Linked DNA regions of Homo sapiens: region 2 is linked to region 1. Evidence: chromatin contacts called from ENCODE Hi-C data. All regions are on one chromosome and are shown on one strand. Each heading gives the region's core, a stretch centred on a gene start or an enhancer-like site at or near the end of the contact. The rest is flanking DNA. Distances are from core to core; before and after follow the strand shown. Region 1 overlaps AGTR1 (angiotensin II receptor type 1). Region 2 holds the start of CPB1 (carboxypeptidase B1).

Region 1 (2,830 bases), core at 331-2,830:
CTCAGGCCCTTTTCAACCTTCGAGGTTCCTTAACCTTTACATTATTAATTCTTTTTCTAAGCAAAATCCAGCTGATCTCTACTAGATGGTTAAAAGGATAGTAAATAGGTAAATTAATCCACATTAAGCCACAAATGACTGCTAGCCCTAACCCTTTAATGACTAATTAATTTTTAATAAAGAATATGTGTCTATATAAATGAATTTATACTTCTAAGTTGGCATAAGTTCAGAAAAAATAGTAAGATGAACTGGAAAATCTACAAGGTATAGGGAAATCCTCTGGGTGAGGAAGAACTAGTCATACCTCCCTAAAAGCCTAGCCCTAGTTTCTGTTACATTATTTCTTCTTTTCATCTTCTGTTTTCTAAACCACAAGTTTCTAAAAGCACCAAGGAATTTTCTACCTGTTTATTTCGTTTTGTTTTTGTTTCTGTTTTTTTGTCCAAGGTGAGGCCCAAGTTGACACTGAGTATTCTCTGTGAAACTCTGCAAGGAGCAACATGTGATTTCACAGAAATTAGTCTCGATACACTATATTCATGGCTGTAAGTTCTATGCTGCTCACCCATTCATTTGTCCATTCAGTCACTCATTCATGAGACATTTATCATCTGCCTCCTGGAACATACCAGGGCCTACACCAGAAAACAAGGAAACAAGTAAACACTAGTAAACTTTAAACAGGCTCTCCCCACAAGCAACTGACAGACCAGTGGAGAAGACAGATATGTCAACAGATGATTACAATAAAGTTTCAAGGCCGGGTGCGGTGGCTCACGCCTGTAATTCCAACATTTTGGGAGGCCAAGGCGGGTGGATCACCCGAAGTCAGGAGTTCAAGAGCAGCCTGGCCAACATGGCAAAACCCCGTCTCTACTAAAAATAAAAAAATTAGCTGGGCATGATGGTACACACTGGTAGTCCCAGCTACTAGGGAAGCTGAGGCATGAGAATCACTTGAACCTGGGAGGTAGAGATCGCAGTGAGCCAAGATCGCACCACTGCACTCCAGCCTGGGCAATACAGTGACACTCTGTCTCAGAAAAAAAAAAAAAAAGTGTCAAACCTACATCCAAAATGTCAAAGTGCTCAAAAAAGTTGGGAAGGCTTCACCAAAGATGTGACATTTAGGGTAGATAACACCTGTTTGTGGATACTAATGTCCTGGTGAGTCAAAGAAGAAAAGGATGTACATTATATAAGCTGGATGCAAAAAGGAACAATAATGAGGACATGCAACCAAAAACTTACATAGGGAGAACAACTTTACTTACTCAGGGAAGGCAAAGAGACCACTTAAGAACTCCTTCACATGTGTTATGTCTTAAAAGCTGACTACTGGAGTTGTATCCCTTGCACAGCATCCCTTTGCACCAAAGTGAACACTACTCTAAGAACATGTGTTCAGCTCTCCTGAATGCCAAGCACAACCATGCTTGGCATGGCAGTGGTGTCTTATTTCTGCTCCTCTTTTTCCCCAGGGCATGCCATTGCAAGAGAATGCTCAGCCATGTTCATCTGGGGACCTGCTCCTGGTAGAGCAATAGGATCTGTGTGCCCAGCACCACTGCCCACCTAGCTGTCCTGGCCTGTGCCCAATGCTGACCTTCACCTCAGAGTGTGGCTGTACCACATTCGGTGATGTCACTCTCACTGAACCTTCAGCCTCCTTCCTGGGACTTCCTGATGGACTGTTATCCAGGGCAGAATGTGTTGATTTTCTAAATCACATAAATGAATAGCTTGACTGTTGATTATGTAGAAAATCAGAGCAAATATTTGCATGGCTTTGTGCAGCCCATTCTTGAGCATCTGATTCTCCCCAGAATTCTAAAAAACCTGCTGCTTTCTCAAGCCCTCAGTAAAGACATGCTTTCTTGATAATCCTAGCCAAACCTATTCATTTGACATCTTTGTTACACAAATGGTTAACCACAGAGTTAACTTCAGAAATGGCTGGCAGGTATGAAGGTTAGAAGATTCATGCACTTTTGCTAGACTGAATTGGAAGTTAAAGAGTAAGTAGTTACTGACTGCAGAGGCCTGGAAAACCATGGAAAAAATCCTATTCCTCAAAGTCGAGCCCTACCTCCTACGCCTCTTAAATCAATTGCCACAGTGACCAATTTGTCAGTCACCTAAAGGCAGCTATCCTGACCACTTAAGGGAGAATACTTATAATCTTTATACCTAAGTAAAGATTGTGAGAGGAAAGAAATGGTTTAAAGAATATGAATGTGTCACACTTCTGAGGTTAATGATAAATGAATTGGTCCTGCTTACCTCAGGAAAAACTTTCAAGTCTTTCTGAAAAACTAATTTAATTCAGTAGTATTTTCTAAGATTTAGGTTATGTTTTTAATCAATTTGGAAACCAAGATTTACTTATAGAAAAAAAGGAAAAGGACCTAGATAGGTTTATTCACATAGAATCCCAATTTCACTTCTCTGGATGATACCATTTTCTACAAAAGCAATTATGTTCTAAAATTTAAGTGTGCTTTCTTAGGCTTTATCAGTTCACAGTGTTTCCTTAAGAAATATGATCCAGTATTTTTTCCTAAGACTAAAGTTGAGTTACTACGTTTATGACTGAGAAATGAATGTTTGTTAGTTTGTTTGTTTACAATAAGAATTTTTTCTTTACCATTTTATTTTTATTTTCCCCAGGTGTATTTGATATAGTGTTTGCAACAAATTCGACCCAGGTGATCAAAATGATTCTCAACTCTTCTACTGAAGATGGTATTAAAAGAATCCAAGATGATTGTCCCAAAGCTGGAAGGCATAATTACATATTTGTCATGATTCCTACTTTATACAGTAT
Region 2 (3,074 bases), core at 214-2,713, 88 kb after region 1:
ATATAAAGAACGGCTACAACACAAGAATTAAAAGACAACCAATTTCTTTAAAAAGGCAAAAGACTTCAATAGATGCTTCACAAAAGAAGATTTACAAATGATCAATAAACACATGAAAAGATGTTCACCACTACTAATCATCAGGGAAATACAAGTTAAAATTAGAATTAGATACCACTTTATACTCATTAGAAACACCAAAATTAAATACTAAAAATAACAAGGTGTTGGAGAGAACATAAAGCCACTAGATACTGATGGAAGCTTAAAATGGTACAAACCACTATGGAAAAATTGTTTAGCAGAATCTTATTGTGTTAAACCTAGATTTACACTATTACTTAACAATTCCACTCACATGTCCACCCCCTTAAATGAAAACATATGCCAAGAAAAGAACTTGTACAAAAATATTTATTGCAGCCTTATTAACAATAACACAAAATTGGAAACAATATAAATATATATCAACAGTAAATAGCTAAACAAATTATGACATATCCATACAATGGAATATCACTTATTAATAAAAAGGAATAAACCAATAATACCAACAAAGCCGAGCACAGTGGCTCATGCCTGTAATCCCAGCACTCTGGGAGGCCAAGGCAGGCAGATCGCTTGATGCCAGGAGTTCAAGGCCAGCCTGGCCAACACAGCGAAACTGCACCTCTACTAAAAATACAAAAATTAGCCAAGCATGATGGTGCATTTCAGTAATCCCAGCTACTCAGGAGTCTGAGGCACAAGAATCACTTGAACCCAGGAGGTAGAGGTTGCAGTGAGCTGAGATCACACGCCACTGTACTCCCACCTGAGTGACAGAGCGAGACTCTGTCTCAAAAATAATATCAATAGTAATAATGGTAATACAAACAAAAATACTGATAAATCTCAAAAACATTATCTTGAATGAAAGAAGCCAGAAACAAAGGAATATATATTGTATAATCTCATTTACATTAAGTTTAATACAGGCAAAATTAATGTATAAAGCCAGAAATCAGAGTAACATTTGCCTGAGAGGAGTACAGAAGTAGACTGGAAAAGTGCTCAAGGGAACTTGTTAGGGTGATGAAAATGTGCTATATCTTGTTTGGGATGTTTATTACATGGGTTTACACATTTGTCAAAACTCATCAAACTTTACACTAAAATCTGTAGAACTTATTGTATGTAATTCTCAATTCAAAACAGAAAAAAATACAAAATAGATTTTATTTAAATCTAATTTACTCTCAGACTATTCAAGTTCTGATCCAAATTAAATAAGTTGAATTTGAGAGTATTTACTCTATTTCCACAGGTGTTGAGAGAGATACCCTCTCAGACTTTACACAGCTACCAAGGCAACAATGCCAGGAAAACTATTAATCAAGATATGATAGTTCCTGTTTGCAATCAGGAGAAGAAAGCAAAGAACACTCAGGATTATAAAAGCAGATGAGACCTACCCACTAGACCTGGTCAGACACAATGTTGGCACTCTTGGTTCTGGTGACTGTGGCCCTGGCATCTGCTCATCATGGTGGTGAGCACTTTGAAGGGTAAGTAAGCCATCTTTAAGGAGCAAGTCCTTCTTCCTTGCTAGCCCCCAAATTTGGACACATTACTCATTTCCAATTCTCTGTGCTTCTATTATCTCATTATTCAGCGAGAAGGTGTTCCGTGTTAACGTTGAAGATGAAAATCACATTAACATAATCCGCGAGTTGGCCAGCACGACCCAGGTAAGTAACAATTTTGATTTACTTCACATCTAATTTAAAATCTTAGATCGCACTGTGATTCCGACAATGGAAAAAAAAACATGAAATATTAACTATAGCATTTTGGTAGCAAGAAATAAAAACTTGGAAAACATTTAGTGCCATAATGTCTTCTTTTTCTGCCTAAATTAGATTGCCATAAGCCCTGTAGTATTATAAATCCATGGTAACTTTTAAAAGAGCTGACAGTGTGACAACTGGATGAGTTGCAACTGTCACGAAGGTCACAGAACATCTAATGTACAGTCACTTTCCTTCTAAGGCAAAAGAGAAAAATGATCAACTTGGATATTACTGAAAAACTGGGCTTTTGTCCAACTTCAAATTCATTTCCACATCCCATGTATCATCTGTCCTCTTTGATTTTCTTTCATTCCAAATCAAACAGCTTGGGTTTTCATGACCTTGATTCAGGTCCCCTTAATGATATGACGTGAGGGGGAAAAAGAGGGTAAAAAGCCATGAGTGATTTTCATACTTTTCTTTTGCTTTCAAAAAACTGACATCTCTGTGCTAATTTTTTAATCCACTATATATGAGGTGAGAACTGACATTTTAAACTGCGTATACAATGTGGCAGGAAGCTATTGCTGACCACAAATACAGTAGTTCCACTTGGGCCAATGCCGTTTCTTCATAAATATATAAACTAAAATAATCTGCTAGCTTATACACACACACACACATATACATACATAAACATATATAGTCATTTTGTAGCTTTTAAGGCATAGAGGAAGGAAGAAGAAGGTGGAGAGTGTCATAATCACAGGCTCAGAAGTTCAGAATTGAAAGAAATATAAACTCATCTATTCCAGCAATCCACTCAAATCTGGAATTTCCTTCTGGGAAACAGCATCCCCAGTTACTACTCCTGGTAAAACCTGTTTGAGTACTTCCAGGAATAGTTTGTATACTACTTTTTGGAATAGCCCACTTGCCTTACAAATCATTCCAACTGTTTTCTTCCTTATTCTGAGCTGAAAGCTTCCTTCTCTAACTTTGACCTGTTGGGCTTAGCTGAGTCAAATATCATGTTACCTCTAAGATTTATCTTTTTCAAGCTTTCCGTAATTTTTCTTAGCACTGGTATACAGACTCTTGATCATTCTGCTCAGATCTAGATACAGCTCAGTCTTTCTGTCTATATTTCTTTTTTTAAATGTAGTTACCAGAATTGACTATGGACCTCCAGGTGTGTTCTGATTAATGTATACTACAGGGCCATTGCTTGCCTTCATTTGTAAAGCAGACATTTATTAATGGTGCCTAAGATTCTTTTTAGCATCTTAAACAGTCATAGAA

Evidence for each region. A loop is a pair of places that touch in the nucleus more often than their neighbours do. Pooled maps may share reads with other maps.
Region 2: a loop to region 1 is called in a map of pancreas, with 5 times the contacts of the local background. The contact joins the promoter of CPB1 here to the enhancer-like site in region 1. A Hi-C loop is called at or near these places in 3 of 168 maps with a recorded cell type or tissue (Caco-2 and pancreas) and 1 of 50 pooled maps.

The regions. Positions count from the first base shown.
Region 1 is chr3:148,738,316-148,741,145 of GRCh38, forward strand. AGTR1 (angiotensin II receptor type 1) reads left to right here. Exons shown (of 3, transcript NM_000685.5): 3 at 2,674-2,830. The coding sequence starts at 2,721. Among named protein-coding and RNA genes, the nearest start is that of AGTR1, 42 kb to the left of the region's middle. Within about 2 kb of position 1,581, at least 3 of the 41 ENCODE cell types and tissues checked have a DNase peak (open chromatin) inside an H3K27ac peak, as active enhancers do; they include pancreas, where a contact is called at or near this core.
Region 2 is chr3:148,826,348-148,829,421 of GRCh38, forward strand. It overlaps CPB1 (carboxypeptidase B1), which reads left to right and starts at 1,464. Exons shown (of 11, transcript NM_001871.3): 1 at 1,464-1,547; 2 at 1,655-1,730. The coding sequence starts at 1,477.